Regions from separate parts of the Homo sapiens genome. Here region 1 is linked to region 2. A link is an interaction called in ENCODE POLR2A ChIA-PET data of the cell type or tissue named here. Cell type or tissue: Caco-2. All regions are shown on one strand. Links, peaks and the distances in the headings refer to the core of each region. The heading gives the core; the rest is flanking DNA. Region 1 has its middle 71 kb from the start of LINC00400. Region 2 holds the start of LINC00400 (long intergenic non-protein coding RNA 400).

Region 1 (9,327 bases), core at 991-8,990, 70 kb before region 2:
TTAGGTGAGGCAAAATCTTCCAAGAAACAAAGATCCCTGGCTCAGCAGTCAGTCTGTTTTTGTTAACCATGAAAGGGCAGAAAGAAGCATGACAGTGGTTCCTCAGGCCCTAATTCTAACACATTTATGCATTTCTGCCAAGCTCATTTGAGTATGACATTGAAGTATGAGTATGATGTCTGGAACTGGGTCCTAGGTGATCCTGAGTCTCAGCTGGAGAACTGGTCCAGAGAGTATTTCAAGGTTCTGTACCACTTCAACCTAATCATTGTTTTTGTATATGACAGAGAACAAGCCTTGGAATCCTGGCATTAAAATCACATGTGGTCTCTGAAGGTAGAGTGTCATTTTATGAACAAGAGGAGAAGTCTGAATAGAAGAAACCTTTTATATAGCTAAAAAGAGCTAGTCTATACAAAATGGTGCAGAGCCATTTCTCCCAGCTCTTCCCACTAAACACACTATAAAATTTGGAAATAGTGCAGTAGGCCCCAAAGAAGAGAAAAGGGTGGTAAAAACAAGGTGAGCTACTGTGGGATTCCAGGACTTGAGGAACAACACAAAAGGAAAGTGATGGGGCATCTCGCATCCCAAATCAGGCCAAGGGGCCAGCATGAGACAGCCAGTTACAGTAGGTGGTCAGCCCTAAAGCCTCTTGGTCCCCATGGTCCTGAGACTCTTCTCCCCAACTCAGAGACACTGGGTTGGGGGCAGGTGGGAAGAGGTGGAGCCCCAGCAACCAAACTGACCCAAATAATACCACAAAGGCTCAGAAAATTAAAAAGCTAAAAAAAAAAAAAAAACTTTAGCTCATAAATGATTCTGATATTTTTGTAGCTAAGGATTAATAGGACAGGCTGGCATATATGGCAGCGTTGAGCTGCAGGACTAATAAAATGTTCTCAGTAAAAGGTTTTATCTAGAAATAGAGATGTCCAGGTAGGGTTGCTAGCAGTGAAAGCCCTTAACCTTAGCTTTATATTTTAAACACAGGCAGATTGAGGTTAAATTGAAATACACAATTTTATTGGTGTACAGGAAGCTAGAAAGAGACATTGGTCTGTACAAAGCTCTAAAATAAAATTTGATTTTCAGCTAAGGTGCTTTGGGGGAATACACATCAAAGCAGCTTTTGAATAAAATTGAAATGTGCTTTTGAGCAACATTTCAGGGTAGTGGACCCCTACCTGTATCAACAAGGCCTTACTTTTTTCAGGCCAATTTAAATATGAAAATAGACCATCTTCCTGAATCAGACCAGAATTTAGGATTCTAGTGCCATCATGAAAAGTATTATTACAGATGAGCAATGAGAAACTTTGGATAGTTCCTAAACTGTCCATATCTGAAGCAATAAACATCATAAGGTTGCCAGTTATCTGAAACCAAGCTGGGGAAGAAAGTAAAGTGTCGAGGTGGGTGGGAAGAATGTTTGACATGTTCACCAACATTTCAAAGAAAACAGAGGTCAGATATGAGAAATTAGTTAAGGATTAACTCAAGAATGTGAAATAAAACATCCCATATGGAGTTGCTATGTAATCAGTCAAATAACCAAACTGTCTCTTCTTACCCTCCCTCTTCCAAGATAAGATCCCTTCATAAATGACCTGTTCTGTAAAGAACAGTGGGAAAAATTGGTTCTTATGAAAATGGATTTGAAGCGTTTTGTTTTTTGGTTTTTTTTTTTCCTTTTTGGAGACAAAGTCTCACTTTGTCACCCAGGCTGGAGTGCAGCAGCGCAATCTTGGCTCACTGCAACCTCCGCCTCCCAGGTTCGAGCAATTCTCTTGCCTCCGCCTCCCAAGTAGCTGGGACCACAGGCACACACCTCCATGCCTAGCTAATGTTTTGGTAGAGATGGGATTTCACCATGTTAGCCAGGCTGGTCTCAAACTCTTGGCCTCAAGTGATCCGTCCGCCTCAGCTTCCCAAAGTGCTGGGATTACAGGCATGAGCCACTGCGTCCAGCTGGAAAATCAATTTTGAATTTCAAGAAGAGAATTTCCCTAATAACACCCAGAGGTTTTGAAAACAAAAACTGTAGCTAATAAAATCTGGTTGGATATATGACTTTCACAATGAAAAAGACTCCAAAATCTGTTGTACTTTTGTAGAGAAGTATTTTTTCAATCAGTAAGAGTCTGAAGACCACCAAGTCTACAAAGGCTGAAACCTCTGTCAACTATTGAAACAACAACTAGAGTCATGCAGCCAACTGCTCCCTGGAGCATGATGAAGATGCTCACTGTCATCTCTCCAGCAACATCCCATGTGGTTTTCTGCAAGTGTCTTTGTCTTAATTTCTAAGACTTTAAAAATGTAAAGAATTTCTAGCTTGCTAAAGTCTGTATTAAAAGAATGGAATATAATCTGCCAGATTAAAAGTGAGTTTAGGGTTTTTTTGTGACTTTTTCTTCATTATAAAAATAGTACACACTCAATATTAAAAACCTTTGAAAATACAAAAATATATAAAGAAGAAAATGTTTAAAAACCCTTAATCTCACCATCTAACATTAAGTTCATTAAAAATTGGTTTGTATCTTTCCAGCATTTTCCCTAAACATGTAACTTTTTTAAAAATTGGAATCATGCTACATGAAAAGTATGTATCATTTTCCTCTTTATATCTTATTCTTCTATATCAATAAATATTTTTCAATACATGATTTTGAATCACCACAGACTATTCTATCTCATAGATGTACCATAATTATCATCCTTATCATTGAATATTTAGTTGACATCCAGTTTTCTCTATTAAGAGTTTTAGTGAATATCCTTGTATGTAAATATATTTTCTGCCTCTCTAATAATTTATTTCTGATTTGCTCACAGAATTAGAATGGCTGAGTCAAAGGGTATAATGTGTTTAAGGCCATGGGCTAACTGAAACACTGCTTTTTAGAGAGGTGAACTAGATTATACTCTAATCAGCCATGTGTAAGAATGCTTGCTTTACCATATCCTTGAAAGAAATGATTCTTAACAAATTCGTGGGTAGACTTCTGTTTCCAGCATCGGCCAACTAGATAGTTTCAAAGAAGCCTTCTGGCTGAGAATAACCAGAGAAGCAGGATAATATATATTTTAAAAATATTTTTAAAGACATGAGACCTATCAAGAAAGTAAGACTTGTGAGGCAAAGATATGGAAGAGGAGAAAACCAAAAAAATGTAAACCCACAATTCAGAGTCACGTTGATACTTACAGCTGTTACTGATGTTCAAAGTCAAGGTGGCAGCTAAGAGTCTGAGAAACAGAGAAGGGCTTTTAACAGCTCCAGATTTAACAGTCAAAACTTGGAAATCACTAAGAAGAAGGGGCCCTGGTAAGCACCCTGGGCTTTCAGGATTGGAGGCCTAAAATGCGTGGGTGAACCAGCAACAGACCACACCTCACACTTAAGTCAAGCTTGATTGGATTAAGGTCATCAACTTCCTTGCCTAAATGCCTGCCAGAAACAAAGTAAATCCTCTCTGGAGGGGATAGCATAATCCAGAGCCACAAATTATCTCTGCCATTTTTCATGAAAAATATCTGAAGAGTTCAATAAAGAATAAATAGGTATACAAAAAAGCAAGGCTAAAGAGAAAAAAAAGAGAGAAAAAGAAACAGAAACAGAGCAGCGACAACAAAAACAATCCAGATACTGTAGCTGTAAGACACAGCTAGATATGTTCAATAAATTAACAAGAAGTTCTGACAAGAGTTAGAACCAGAAAATATAAAAAATAATCAAATTACATTCTAAAGCTGAAAACTATCAGTGAAATATAAAACTCAATAGATGGAAACAACATAAATATCCATCAACAGATGAATAAATAAAATATGGTACATGTATACATTGTTATTCAGAAATAAAAACAAATGAAGACTGCTACATGGTACAACATGGATCCACCTTGAAAACTATGCTAAGTGAAAGAAACCAGCCACAAAATACCACATACTGCATGATTTCATTTATATAAAATGTCAAAAACAAGCAAATCTATAGAGACAGAAAGCAGACTAGTGGTTGCCCAGAGGTGGGCATGATGGGAGGTTAAGTGGTGATGACTAAGAGGTCAGGGTTTCTTTTCCAGGTAATAAAAATGTTCTAATAATGTTCTAAATGTAAAAAAGAAATGTGGTGATGGATACACAACCATGTAAATATACTAAAAGCCACTGAATTATACACTTTAAATGGGTGAATTGTATGGTGTGTGAATTAATGTCTCAATAAAGCTGTTTTAAAAAAATCCTCATAGCATGATTCCAAATGGATAGATTTAAAAGCCAATTAGGTACAGTTCAAGGTGCACGCCTCTTGTCCCAGCTACTTGAGAGGCTGAGGCAGGAGGAACACTTGGGCCCAATAGTTCGAGGTTACAGTGAGCTATGATCACACCATTGCACTCCAGCCTGGGTGATAGAGTGAGACCCTGTCTCTAAAAAAAAAGAAAAGAAAGGAAAAAGATACTATTAAAAAGATGTTTAGTAAACTGGAATATAGGCCAAAATAAAATGTATTGATTGACACAAAGGGACAAAAAGATGGAAAATACAGGAAAAAAACTTAAGAATTAAATGGGACATGGTGAAAAGTCTGACAGACCTATAATGGGAGTTCCAGGGAGAGAAAATAGAGCAAAAGTAACAGCTGAAGAAATAACGATGACCCTCAATGTTCCAACAGAAAAAGGATACTAACCAAGCTCCATTAGCCACAAGAAAGATACATAGAAGGAAATCACACCTAGAAAATATCACACTTAAAATTTTGAAAATAAAAACCAGGAGGAAATTAGAAAGGCAGGAAGATAAAGTCTCATTATAAAAAAAAAAAAAAAAGAAGATAAAGACATTTTTCAGTCAAACAAAGCTAAGGAAAAAAAACCACCACAGAAGCTTCACACTAAAGGAAATCCTTTTTTTTTTTTTTTTTTTTTTTTTTTTGAGATGGAGTCTCGCTCTTATCGCCCAGGCTGGAGTGTAGTGGCAAGATCTTAGTGCACTGCAACTTCTACCTCCCGGGTTCAAGCAATTCTCCTGCCTCTGCCTCCTAAGTAGCTGGGATTACAGGCGCCCGCCATCATGCCCAGCTAATTTTTGTACTTTTAGTAGAGACGAGGTTTCGCCACATTGGGCAGGCAGGCTGGTCTCGAACTCCTGACCTCAGGTGATCTGCCCACCGTGGCCTCCCAAATTGCTGGGATTACAGGTGTGAGCCACCGCACCCAGCCAATACTGACGTATTCTTTAAGTTGAAGAAAGATGACTTCTCAATGAAGCAAGGAGATGCCAAAAGGAGTAACAACCAATAGAACTAGTGACAATATGGGTAAATGTAAAAGAATACTGACTCTATAACACAATCGCATCCTCTAGGATTTAAAATTTATATAGAATCAACACACATGACAACAATATCACGTAAGTTGATGGAGAGGGAATAGATTTAAAGTCCTTACATTGTCTGGGAGAGGTAAAGGCATTGTTTTATTTTCTAAAAAGTCAGTAATTTAAGATAACTACTAAAATAACATAAATATTAACAGAGAACATTTGAATTATGAGAAATAATTCAAAAGAGTCAATAAAGATTAGAAAAAGAAAGATAACAAGTGGGAAAAATAGCCTTTACTAAAATATATCAGTAAATACATAAATCTATACTAAATACTGAAAATGAAATATAAAGACTGGTAGATTAGACTTAATAAAAATCAGCCATATATTGCTGATAGGAAACAGGTACTAATTATAAGAGCATTTAAATATTGAAAGTAAAGAATTGTGTGATGTGTGAATCCATTGGTCAGATAAAAAAAGAAGGAAGAGATAGGACATTGGAATTTTGAGCAAAGAATTAGCTGCTACAATTTATTAAATATCAGGAAAATAAACATTGAGGCAGGGTTAATTACCAGAGATAAATAAGGATGTTTCACAAGATAAAATGGTTAATCCACCAGGATCACATACAATTCTGAAGTTATATGTACCTAACCCATATTTGTATGAAAAATATGTAAAGCCAAAATAACAGAAGTAAAAGGACATGTAAAAAATTCACAATTACAATGAGAGATTATAACATAACTCTCTCAATAACAGATAGAACAAGCAAACAATACATCAGTAAGGATACAGATTAGTGCAACAGGATTACAAAACGTGGCCTAATTGACATATTTAGAACACTGAACACAATTTCAGAATGCACATTTTTTTCAAGTGCACACAGAATATTTACCAAAATTGACCATATGTTGGAGAATGGGGCAGGTCTCAAAAATTTCAAAGAAAAAAAAAAAATCATACATGCTGTATTCCCAGGGGACTCTAAAATTCACCTAGAAATTAAAAACAAACAATAACTAGAAAATATATCTGGAAATTAAGAAATCCAATGCTAAATAACCCAAGATTCAAATAAAAAATTATAATGCAAATTAGAAAATATTTTGAACTAAATGATAATGAAAATATATCAAAGCTTATGAATCACAGTCAAAGCCTTATTTAGAGGGAAATTTATGGCTTAATAAGCCAGTCAAGAAGAACTGGAAATCAATTTATCTGAGAAACTATTTCAAGAAGTTTTTAAAAAGCAAATTAAATTTAAATAAAAAATAAAAGATATTACTGAAATAAACATAGGAGAGGAGAAACTAAGACAAAAAGTTGGTTCATTCAGTAGACTAATAGCCTAGATCAGGAATAAAATAACTTCTTCTGTAAAGGACCAGATAAAAAAAATTTTTTTTTTTTTTTTTTTTTTGGTCTTTGCAGACTTTACGGTCTCTGTGAAACTCCTCATCTCTGGCATTGTGGTGCTGCTATAGATAATATACAAATGAATAAGTATGATTGTGTCCCAACAAAACTTTATTTTATAAAAACAGACACAAGGCTAGAGTTGGCCCAGGGCTGGAGCTGGCCAGCCCAAAAAAATGAGCCCTGGTCAGGGGTGTGAGTTTCTATAGAGAGCGCTCACACAACTAAAATTAGGGCTGAGAAAGCGTACATTATTACAGGTCCCATTAGACATTAGAAAGCTCATAAGAGATCATTGTGAACAACTTTGGGCCGATTAATTTAAAATTTTAGATGAAATAAACCCTAAGGAAAGTGCAACTTATCAAAACGAAATGCAAACTCAAAATAGTTCTGTATCTATTGAAACCTTCCCTTAATGAAAATTCTAGATCCAGAATTCACCAGTGACTTCCATGAAATATTTATGGAAAAAATTACATAAAATAGACAAATTCTGTAAAGTATTAAAAGAGACAATACTCACCAAATCATTTTATGAGGACAGCATAACACTGAAACCAAAATTTGCCAGTGACATTACAATAAAACTAGAGCTCCAGCTCTCTCATTTACACAGATGCAATAAATGATATACAAAATTTTAGTAAATCAAATATAGCAAACTACAAAAATGATAACACACCATGAACAATTTGGGTTTAAGAAAAAAAGTTGGATTTCACATTCAAAAATCAATGTATTGAATGAAATGTATGTGTTGAATGTATGTATTGAAATCATTGTATTGAAAATGACTTCCAAACCATGGCCTCTAGGGAGGAGACACTCATCTTGCAACTGAAGTTGCCCAGCAGGAGGAGGAGCTCAGTTCGCGGAAGCAGACACCGGTGGAGGCTTCTGTTAAAGCACGAGCCAGAGCCTGAGCCCGAGCCCCTGGTTCGGTCTTCCGAAGGCCACCAAGTCGAGACTGCGCTCAGCCAACAGCTAGTGCTGCCTGCGCTGGCATGGCTGAAGTTTGCACACAACGACTATGTACCAGCAGTGCGGGCTGCAGTTTGAGGGGCTGGCTGGCCTGCTGGGCCTTGGCCTTTTCTGCTTCTGCTACCTCACCTTGGCCATGGATGCGTTCCCTAAGTCCGGGCCCTCACGACACTGCGCTGATCTGGCCTGCTGCTAGGACCTGATGGTGACTGTTCAGACAACATGCCGTTCACCACGTGGTTAATAAATGCTGGCCAACCTCTCCTGTGCTTGGGGGACCACGTGATAGTCTACCACTTGCTATCCCTTCCTCTTCCCCCAAACCACTTCCAACCGGGCAGATGGAGCGTGGGTGGGGGGAACATCAGGGGGTGGCAGTGAGACAGGGGTCAACATGTAGGGTTGCCTGCGGATGCTGGAAGTGCTGAGATCTCTGCTGTTTGGGCCTCTTTGCAGTAGCAGCCTGTTGCTCTTGTGCCCTAATTGGTTCCTTCCTGCCGGTTCATGGTCTAGCTGACTTCAAGAATGAAGAAGTGGACCTCCCCTGTGAGTGTTACAGCTCTGAAAGGTGGCACGGACCCAAAGAGTGACCAGCAGCAAGATTTACTGTAAAGAGCGAGAGAACAAAGCTACCACAGCCTGGAAAGGGACTAGTGGGTTGCTGTTGGCTTGTTGTGGGCGGCCAGCTTTTATTCCCTTATTTGTCCCGGCCCACCTCCTGCTGATTGGTCCATTTTACAGAGATCTGATTGGTCCATTTTGCAGTGTGCTGATTGGTCCATTTCACAGAGTGCTGATTGGTCCATTTTACAAACCTCTAGCTAGCCGCAGAGCACTGATTGGCTCATTTTACAAACCTCTAGCTAGCCACAGAGCGCTGATTGGCACGTTTTACAATCCTAACTACAGAGTGCTGATTGGTGCATTTTACAATCCTCCTGTAAGATAGAAAAGTTATCCAAGTCCCCACCCAACCTAGAAGTCCAACTGGCTTCACCTCTCACTCTTAGATGTGTTCATAGGGTATTTCCATAGTATACAGTTGCAGTGTGCTTGTGGGGCCTGCCCACAGTGACAGATCTGGAAGACTACAAGGCCTTCTGTGGGTCCTCAGTGCTGCTCCCTGCAGTTGCTGAGGATTGGATTTCTATCACAGACTATAAGCCACTTCTGGATTCTGAGACAACCAACCTTACGGGGGACATCAGGCCTCAAATGGTGGTGGATATGTGTCATTTGACTCATGCCCTACACATCCCTTTGAAATCTTTAAAATAGAGAAATACCAAAGAGCCTGAAACTGATAAGAGAAGCAATCCCAGAAGGGAAGCCAGGCAAACAGGAAGAGGCAACTCTTCCCTTTTATGTGATTTGCAAACTGAGCAAAGCTTCCCAGAAAGCCTTGAAGATCCTACAGTTCTTAACAGCGACCCAAGAGTTAGACTGTAACAGTTCAGGATGTTGTGGTGGGGCTTCATGGCCTGAGCTGCCAAAATTGATTAAACATTTCTGCAGTATATGGTATAGTCTGACCTGAGAAAGATGTGGATTACCGTAGTACTCGAACAT
Region 2 (9,327 bases), core at 372-8,371:
GATGACGTTTTCAGCTGTTAAACACGTTTTCTTATTTAGCCACAGTGTCGTTGTAAAATACTTTGGTTCAATTTCCAGTCTAGAGATGAGCATATTTGCCTACAGGCATTTCCTATAAGATCAATTCCTAAGGCTTTATGTGAATATGTACTAGAAGAGACCCCAGAAAAAAAGAATATAGTTGAGGTTAGGATGTTGGAAATACTGGTAGTTATCCATTCTTTTAAAAATCCACTTGGAATATTTGTATAGTACTTGAAATAAAATAAAAGCAGTGGAGTAAAAAAGACAGGCTGTGAAGATGAGCAGTTTTTGAAAAGCTATCATGTACAGGCACTAAGCAGGCATGTCTATATGAAAGCATTAAACTCTCCAAATAACCCTCTGAGGTATGTATTATTATACCCATTTCATGGGTCAGGAAACCAAAAGAGAGGTCACAAAACTTCCACAAGATGACTGTGCCAACAGAGAGGGTCAGGGATTCAAACTGAGGTCAGTGTGACTCGGAAAGGTGTGCTCCTTCTACAGGTCCTATGGCCATCAGTGAGCACCTATGCAAGTGGCTCAGCAAAGGCTGTCCTGCCTAGAGCCACATAGCTCATCAGCTGCAAACTAGGAGACTAGAACCCACGTCTTTGTTCCTCAAAGTTAAAGGAACTCAGGTATGTTCTTTGAGAAAAAAATTGCCTCCATCAGATATATTTTTTAAAAGAAATTTACAAAGTCCTCAAGTAAATCTTTATTGGATAATTTAGGTTGGGCCACGTATTATCAGAAAATGCCTTGATAGTAACTGAGAGATGTGTTGCCACACCCCTTCCCCTCCCCTCTCAAAGCACTTTGGATGGGTAGATACAGTTTTCCAAGAGGCATCAGCATAAATAATAGATCATGAAAAGAAACACTAGGCACCATCCTCCTTTGAAAGTGGATCAAATTGGCCACACACGTAGGTGTGTCTGCTTAATGGAGTCGAGGGAGAACAAGACCAAAGATGACTTCATGTCAAGTGAAAAACATCTTCATACAGAGCTGAACATATGCAGATCCCATTAGAGCAATGCAAGTCACTTGCAGATGTTACCTGGCAGCTTTGCACCTGGCTCTGTGAAAAATACTAATTGGCTTCAAGTTATAGTCAGACACCTGATTGGCTGGGATGTAAAATAAAAATTTAAATCCATCAGTGTGGGAGGCTTGCAGCTTGGAGCCTATACAAGGCATCTATGCACAGAGTCCGTGCTTGGCATTGGTGAATTCCTGTACCGGGCTCCAGATAGAAAACTTAAAATGATGCAGTATTACCCAACGTGGATTTAAACAAACAGAAGATTTTCCAGCTACCTGCAAAATGGAGCAAAGATTCATGCCTGGAACTGGAAATAAAAAATGCCAACTCAAATTTGGTGCTCTTAGGCCGAGGATGAGCCACTTCCTCCATGTATAAAAGAAAATGGTTCAACACTCTAGTGACTACTCTGTGCAAATGCGAAATGGTTCTTGGATGAAAAAATCAATGTTACTGTGCCTTGCAAAAATATTAATAATGCCTTGAACAAACACTTCTCTTCGAGGAGTCCAGAACACGCTGTGCATTTCTTCTCATTACTCCCTATGCCCTTCTCGTTAGTCTCACTGTCTCCCTCTGTGGGCAGGTAGGTGAGTGGTATTTCAGAAGGGGAAAGCAAGGTGAGGCGGCTTGGAGAGCTGGGTCGTGGACCCAGAGCTCCTCAACTGCCCAGCAGGAACCACGCCCAAGCACCCTGATGCTGTGGGTGTCTAGCAGATGGACACAAGTGTAACTGGTGCAAAAGCAAAAAAAGGCCAAAAGTAGGAAAGGACAAAGGATGAGGGAGAAAGAAAAGCTTTCACTGCCATTGTGGATTTGTAACTCCCAGACAGCAAAGACCAAAAGTTCTTAGGCTAAGCAGCCTCAAGAACAAGAAACGGTTGCTGATGGGGGTTGGAAGGGAGACACAAAACCTAGAGGATAGCAGAGTCAACTGCCATGCATTTCATCACGTGATCCAGAAAGTTGGAACCCTCGTCAGTAACTCAAACACCAAAAATCTCTAAGCCTCTTTTGGTTGATCAATTTGGCCCCTAAAACCAATTTACACTACAGCAGTTCCCACTGCTGCTAGCGAACGAGGCACTGAGCAATTACTGCCTGACCTATTGCTGACCCCACTAGGTGTTCATGGCTCTAGATATTTCTGGTGAGTTTACATGGGTGACACATTTGTCAACCAGATTGTTCTTCTTTCTCCAGGAGTAACTGCTGGCCAGGCTTTGAGGGAAAACACTGTACTCCCTTGATATTATTAAATACAAGAGACCCTCATACCTTCTGGCACCAGAGACTTTACTCAGAGCCCTAAGGGAAGAAGCTGCATGGAACTGAGCGCATTATTGAGCCACACACCAGATCTGAGGGACTTCCCTTTTGGCATTCCTGCTCTATTAAAAATTCAGTCCATGTAATCCCAGCTACTCGAGAGGCTGAGGCAGGAGAATCGCTTGAACCCAGGAGGCGGTGGTTGCGGTGAGCCAAGACTGTGCCATTGCCCTCCAGCCTGGTCAACAAGAGCAAAACTCCGTCTTTAAAAAAAAAAAATCAGTCCAAAAAAGAGATGGTGACACATTATAATCATCTACTTGTCTCTGCATTTCTACATAGAGCATATGTAGGGAATAGCTGCTTCACAAATATTTTGAATAAAAAATGTAAACTAATAATTTCATCAGTTGTATCTGTCTTCAGGTTTCCCACACACCATACATATTCTTGCATGGTTTCAGATCATGGTAATATGTATTCAATTATGTCTATACAGAAAATTGTTGTTCCATACATAAATCCCATCAACAGATTCAAATAGAACACGCTCGCTGTGGGATTCTGTGTATTGTTCTTAATTCACTAGACTGCTGTGAAAAACATATTCATCTCCTGAAAAAAACAAATCCAAGCTCCTGTTTTATGGTAGACAGGCCCTTTATGTTATGCAAGCCCAACACTACCAGTCCTCCTCCTTCTACAGATTTGGAAACATCACTCGATAGTGCCCATGATATCATGAGACCTTTAGGCCAGTTAAGCAACTGCAACATACACTCGGCCCACAGAATGTCTAACTGGCCTTAGTAGATATTAAGATGTGACCACTTCATGGGGCAGGATGTGTTTGTATGTGTGCCTGCCTGCATGCACACATAGGGGAAAGACAATGAAAGAGCCAGAGAGGGGAAACAGAGGGCACATATGTCTGTACTCTCCTCCTGTTGGAAGTTGAAAACAGCAGCCTTATTCTTTACGCTAAGTATAGGTTCCAGGCATTTGTGCAGTCATATTCAATAATATATTCTGGGCCTGACAGTTCAGATGTGTCAGCATTTCTATTACCATTGCCTATGTTTAGAGTTCTTTATGCAGTCAAAAGTGCTAAGGCCAAAAATTGATATGAAGATAACAGAGGCAAGATATAAGTAAATAAACCAAGGAACTAGGCACTTTTCTTTGGTATTTGCATTACAACATAAATATAAAAATCAATTTAAAAGTATTGTTGGGCTGATTTCTATTTTTTCCCTTCTTTATTTTGGTATGAGAGGTAAAAATCCAAGTTTCAATAATGGCTTCTGAGAAAATTCACATGTCTATGATTTGGGTTTCTAACAGTTGCTTTTAAAAGTGAACCAATCGATACTGTGTCCTGAGGGACAACTGGGCTGAGCATCTCATGAGGAAGTAAAGGGAAGTGTAGAAAAAGTGAAAGACTAAGATAGACTTTCAATAAATAAAAGAGTTCACAATGTAGATGAAGTTGTACAACACATGAGGTGTTCTTCAAGAATTATACAACAGAAAAATTGAGTGTAAATTCAATTTTAGCAGATTAGGTTTTATTTTAACTGCATCGGGAAAACCACATAGATAAAACTATCTTATTGTTTATCCTTTACAATTTTAAAGCAAAACAAACACAACAGCATTTTATTTATTTAATTGTAGTGCATCCGTATTTTCACATATTGGATTTTAAAAAATCTCTGCTTACAAGAAGAAACGAAAGCCCAAACAAGAATGTAGTATGTAAGCGAGTACAAAATGAGATAGAGTAGAAGGCAAACTGATTACCTAAGTCCCAAGAAGTCAGGAAACAAAGTGTAACTCAGATCCAAGCAGGGTTAACCAGGAAAGGCTGCATTTCTGTGTGTACCTGCTGCTTTCTTCAGCACTGCACTGTACAACATTCTGGGGCAGCCTGAGAGATGCAGACTATACAAATATAGTCTCACATCTCACCACCAAAGCACAAACATTCCAGAGGCATGGAAGCCAAAGTGTAAACACTTCTGCAGTCAACTCTTAACTATTCACATTTACAGAAGGAAAGAGCAAAGGCACCACTAATCCAAGAATAGATAAATGGAAAGATCACTGAGTTAGCTTTGGAATACACTCTTGCATATAGGTGTATCCATGTTCAAGGAACTCACAAGTCTGTTATGAATATTAGTCATAAGGAGTTAGAAACTTTCTCCAGGAGTCAGAAACCTTTTCACCATTTATTACAGCTACTGGAAATAGAGAATTAACTGGACAATCTCAAAGACACATTCTTAGACTGGTAACTAAAGTTCCATTGACTCCACCAGACAACTATAGAACTATACACAATTTTGGAATTTGGCAAAAAAAGTATGGCATGGACAAATAACCCTGTTCAAAATTGAAAATAAACAGCAGGAAACAATTTTTAAGAATTCTATAAAAGTACTGAAATTCCCTTTCAATTGCTGCAAGTTACCTCATTTCAGTTGTCTTGTTTTCATTGCCTCTCTGCTCCTTTCAATATATTCGGTTTTCTTGTTTTCATCTTTAATACACTGAGCTCTCTCTTCATTTCTTGTGCCAGGTCTGCTGCTTCACCTTCATGAGCTGTCTTCAGAACCTTGCTCTGGATGTTCTCCTTGAAAGCTCTTGTCCATGAACATTTCAGATAAAATCTTATCAAAGCTTCCTCCGTCATCACTCTGAGTCAAAGAAAGTCACTCTGCTAAACTTTACAACAGAACTTTTGCTATGTGCACTTGGATGGACATCGTAAGCTTCCAGGGAAGAATTAAAGAGATTAGGTACTCCTTGCCCATGATGCACAATGACACTGGATCCTTTCGTAAACCTAATTTCACATTTATAATCCCAGGTCACATGCATCAAAAAATGAGCCAAAAGTCATACAAGCCCCTTCATTCTGATTCCCACATATTTAGAATGAGTGCAATATAATATAAACAGCATGCGATTCAGAGTCTGAATTTGGTTCCTAGTGCCACCACTTACTGGCTATGTAATCTTGGAAAAGATCCTAAACTCCTCTGAGCCTGTTTCTTAACCTGTAAAATGGGGATACATAATAGTACCTCTTAGGCTGGCTATGAAAATCAAGGTAACATAGGTAGAATGTTTGGCACAGGTACTAAACGTTAGCTAATATTATTAATGCTTTTCTTAAAATGAACTTATTCTAATTATTGGCTTTTAGCATTATAGTTTAGATGTCCATATTGAACCAATATCTCTATGTGATTTTTATCCTGTCATAATTGAAGTTTGCCACTGTTGATCCCCCCTGCTAAGTTGAGATACTAATTTGAAATTTATGGCCAACATCTAGCCTGAGTGATCATATTCCACCCGTGTGAAATTAAGCTCCCTCTTAATGCTGAAGATTGAGTATTTCTCTACATCTATGTAATATAGTCTGTTCAGACTTAAAATTTGGAGCAGTGCTGCTAGATACTGTTGAATCGAACAGAGAGGGAAAGGGTTATTATGGCAGGAAGAGAAATGAAGATTACTTAATGAACTTGCATTTCAATTGAGCAGGGTTTTTAATACAAAAGAAAGAGCTTTTTATAAATTCTTTTGCTCAGCAACAATAAAAAGAGGAAAAGAGCACTCAGCTGGGAACAATAGCTACTCAGCTCATAAAAAATCATTAGAAGGAACATTTTCTTTGTCCACCATGCCCAGCAATTTTGCTGGTGGGCAATTATCCAGATCACTTAGGTTCCACCTATAAAAATGAGTCCAGAGAACCTTCTCAACTTTTCCAGCTAATAAATTATGCTAACAGAAGTCCTCATCTCTTAATGTGTGTAATGCCACCATAAATAAAATTTTGACTCATAATTCATGGAATGTTTTTGACAAGTAGATGATACTGATCCAGCCATTAATAGGATTTGCTCTTTGGGTTGCTTTTCCATTAGAAGGGACGGACTATGCTGACACATTTACTCATTCCCATCAAATCCTCCTTGCAGCCAGGAGCCTCCATCTAGTTGATGACTGTTGGGCGAGGTGCAGGGTGCCCGAGGACAGCATGGTTCCACTGTGTGAAATTGGCTGGTGTACTTGGATATTTAACTTTTCACTGCAGTCTCCGTAGCTCATCTTAAGTTGGTTGACTCAAGAGAAACTTCATATTCTTGACGTAAAGAGCCTGGCTGATTCATCTTCTCCCACAAATGGTATTAAACCATATTAAGCTAATTGTCAAGTGTGTTCAATTACCTTATCAATAAAAGCTCTTTTCTGTGTTCAAGGTTCCCCAGGACAACCAAAAGATTTCTGCACATGAATAAAATATATTATTTCTAATGATGCTGCTGGGTGATCAATCATAAGCACGCCCATTAATGCAACTCTTATATGTCTTGTTAATTAAAAAGTATGAAGGAAAAAGTTTCCTGTTTAAGAATGTATTTTTTTCAGTTTGAACATGTTGCACATTTTAAGAATGAATTTATATCTTTACTGCCTGATATAGTAAGTATTCAATATTTGCTGAATGTCTAAAATATATTTCATAAAAAGTAAAGTGCTTTGAAGACTAAACAATGTATTCCAAGCCCAACATTTTTTCCTTACTAAACTTCCCTCCACTTTTGACTTTACGCTGAAGACTGGCACCATCAACTAAAATCTAAATAGCTTTCTATGTTCCCCTTGAATTAACTGTCCTTGACTTACACTTTCTCTGCAATCGGAATTGTTTTATTTTTAAAAGGCCTTCCTAGGCCCTCAGATTGCATCTAAGATGTAAGTATGCACAGAAACTGCAATATCAACAGAGCTTAATTAAGCAGAATATGCAATGACAGCAAATATGCAAGCGCAATCTTTACTGAAGACAGGTAACCACTCAAATAAGCTTTTTACAGATAAGGAGTTGGGGGGAGGGTGTGGCTGGTGAAAATTCAGTTTTATAAGCCTACTGCCATTTAGATAATTACTCCTGAATATCTGCAACTGTACTTGTTCACTGCAACAATAAACAAGACTGATATGATCCTTGCTCTCAGAGAGCTCATAATTCATGATATTACTTTTGCTGGATGCACCAGAAAAAGAGGGATACATTTTAACCTTCTACTATGTAGGTATAGTTGTGGAGATCTGGGGATTAGGATGGCATCTTTAGGTACAAGGGTAACAGCAGAAAAATAGTTGTATTTATTATCTGAAACTTTCTGGGCTTATATTTCAAGTAACTGTAGTTCAATTATACATGCCTGACTTTGTTCTTAAGTAATGCCTTCACAGACTCAAGGGGGAAAAAAAATCCCAAACCTGTCCTGCTGCATATTAAAGATGAGCACTGATTCCTTCAGTCCTCTCTATCCTCTCCCTTTGAATCGAGGCAGGCTCTGTAATTCTTAGGCCAACTGAATATGGCACAAGTGATGCCCTGACAGTTTCCAGACCCAGAACAATTTGGCAGCTTCCATTTTTTGTCTCTCAGACCGACCACTCTCTGTTATAAGACAGCTGCTATGGTGACGATGCTCTAGTAGCCCTGTTGAGAAGCCTATGTAAAGAGGAACCTGTGCAGAAAGGAACTGAGGCTCTCAGCCAACAACCAGGCCCAACTTGCTGGCCAGAGAAGTGGTGCCTCCAGCCTGTTAATGCTGCAAGGAATAGAGACGAGCTGTCCCCACCATGTTCTATCCAAATTGCAGATTCGAGGGTAAAATAAATGATTACTGGGACATAACTGAAACTTTACCCTGAATCCAAGGTATTATTAAAGATAAAACTAATTAAATGAGGCAGTGAAAGAAGTAAAAATTACATTTTTTTAAGCATTTACGTGACTAAATGCTTTACACATCCTTATTCTCTACTATAACCTTATTTGACAGGATTTTTTAAAATTTCTTTTTATTATACTTTAAGTTCTAGGGCACATGTGCACAACGTGCAGGTTTGTTACATATGTAGACATGAGCCATGTTGGTGTGCTGCACCAATTAACTTGTCATTTACATTAGTATATCTCCAAATGCGATCCCTCCCCCCTCTCCCCGCCCCACAACAGGCCCCGGTGTGTAGGATTATTTTCTCTATTTTATAGATACGGGTTATTGACTAGAAAATTAAGTAACTGCCCAAGATCACATAACAGGAAGATAGTATTCAAAACCAGATCTGACTCCAAGGCACCTGCAAAGCAAATGGGAAATAAGGAAATTCCAAGCTAATGCTGGGGTGACTCAAATTCTCATGAATAAAGTATGGATTAGGAAAATATGACATCAATTAAAAGGTGCATCTGAGGGTGCCCCAATATTCCTTAGCAGAGCTTTAAAAATTAGTGGTAACATTTTTTGATGCATAGTATTCAGAAAACAGCAACATTTTCTTGGTACGTAAAACTTTATGATGCCTGCTAAATGCAAGTGCTCCAGAGTAAAGAGGTTACAAAGATGAATGGCAAGATCCTTGCTCTAAAGGTTCTTGCATTTTAGTATGAGAAATAAGGTATGTTACACCAAGAGTTGCTTCACAAGGTACCAAGCTATAGCCCCTATAGTTATGTACCATGTGAAGAATAAAGTGCTATGGGAATTTATTCATTCACTCAACAAATATTTATTGGGTGCCAATGTAACACCAAACAAGACAGATACAATGCCTGCTCTCAGAAAGCTGATAATTCATATTACTTTTGCTGCATGTACCAGAAAAAGAGGGATACATTTTAGCTTGGCCTTCAGCTATGCCTAGACTTTGGGCAGGTGGACATCTGGGGATTGGGATGGCATTCTTAGGTACAAGGATAACAGGAGAAAAGTGAAAACACTAAAGCATGAGAAAATTAGTAGGACACGTATGGGGACTTTAAAGCAAGAAATATATTTTATCGACTTCAAGGTTCCATCAATTTAATTCAGGATCATTATTTTATAAACCAAAAGAAAAAATAGTAATTAAAGTTTTACTGAAATGGTTCTCAACTGGGGGCGATT

The links. Peaks named below come from ENCODE experiments on the same cell type or tissue, not always from the same donor. Only the 100,000 strongest peaks of a DNase experiment are listed, where the experiment ranks them.
Region 1: POLR2A ChIA-PET joins it to region 2 with 6 read pairs; 2 of 35 experiments call an interaction of 5 or more read pairs at or near these places.

Annotation. Positions count from the first base shown.
Region 1 is chr13:43,179,449-43,188,775 of GRCh38, reverse strand. It overlaps the pseudogene MOCS3P2. Among named protein-coding and RNA genes, the nearest start is that of LINC00400, 71 kb to the right of the region's middle. In Caco-2, for the core only: no CTCF peak of the experiment used is centred there; no DNase peak of the experiment used is centred there.
Region 2 is chr13:43,108,774-43,118,100 of GRCh38, reverse strand. It overlaps DNAJC15 (DnaJ heat shock protein family (Hsp40) member C15), which reads right to left. Exons shown (of 6, transcript NM_013238.3): 6 at 3,888-9,327. LINC00400 (long intergenic non-protein coding RNA 400) reads right to left here and starts at 4,936. Exons shown (of 3, transcript NR_047013.1): 1 at 4,818-4,936. In Caco-2, for the core only: no CTCF peak of the experiment used is centred there; a DNase peak (open chromatin) is centred at 4,310.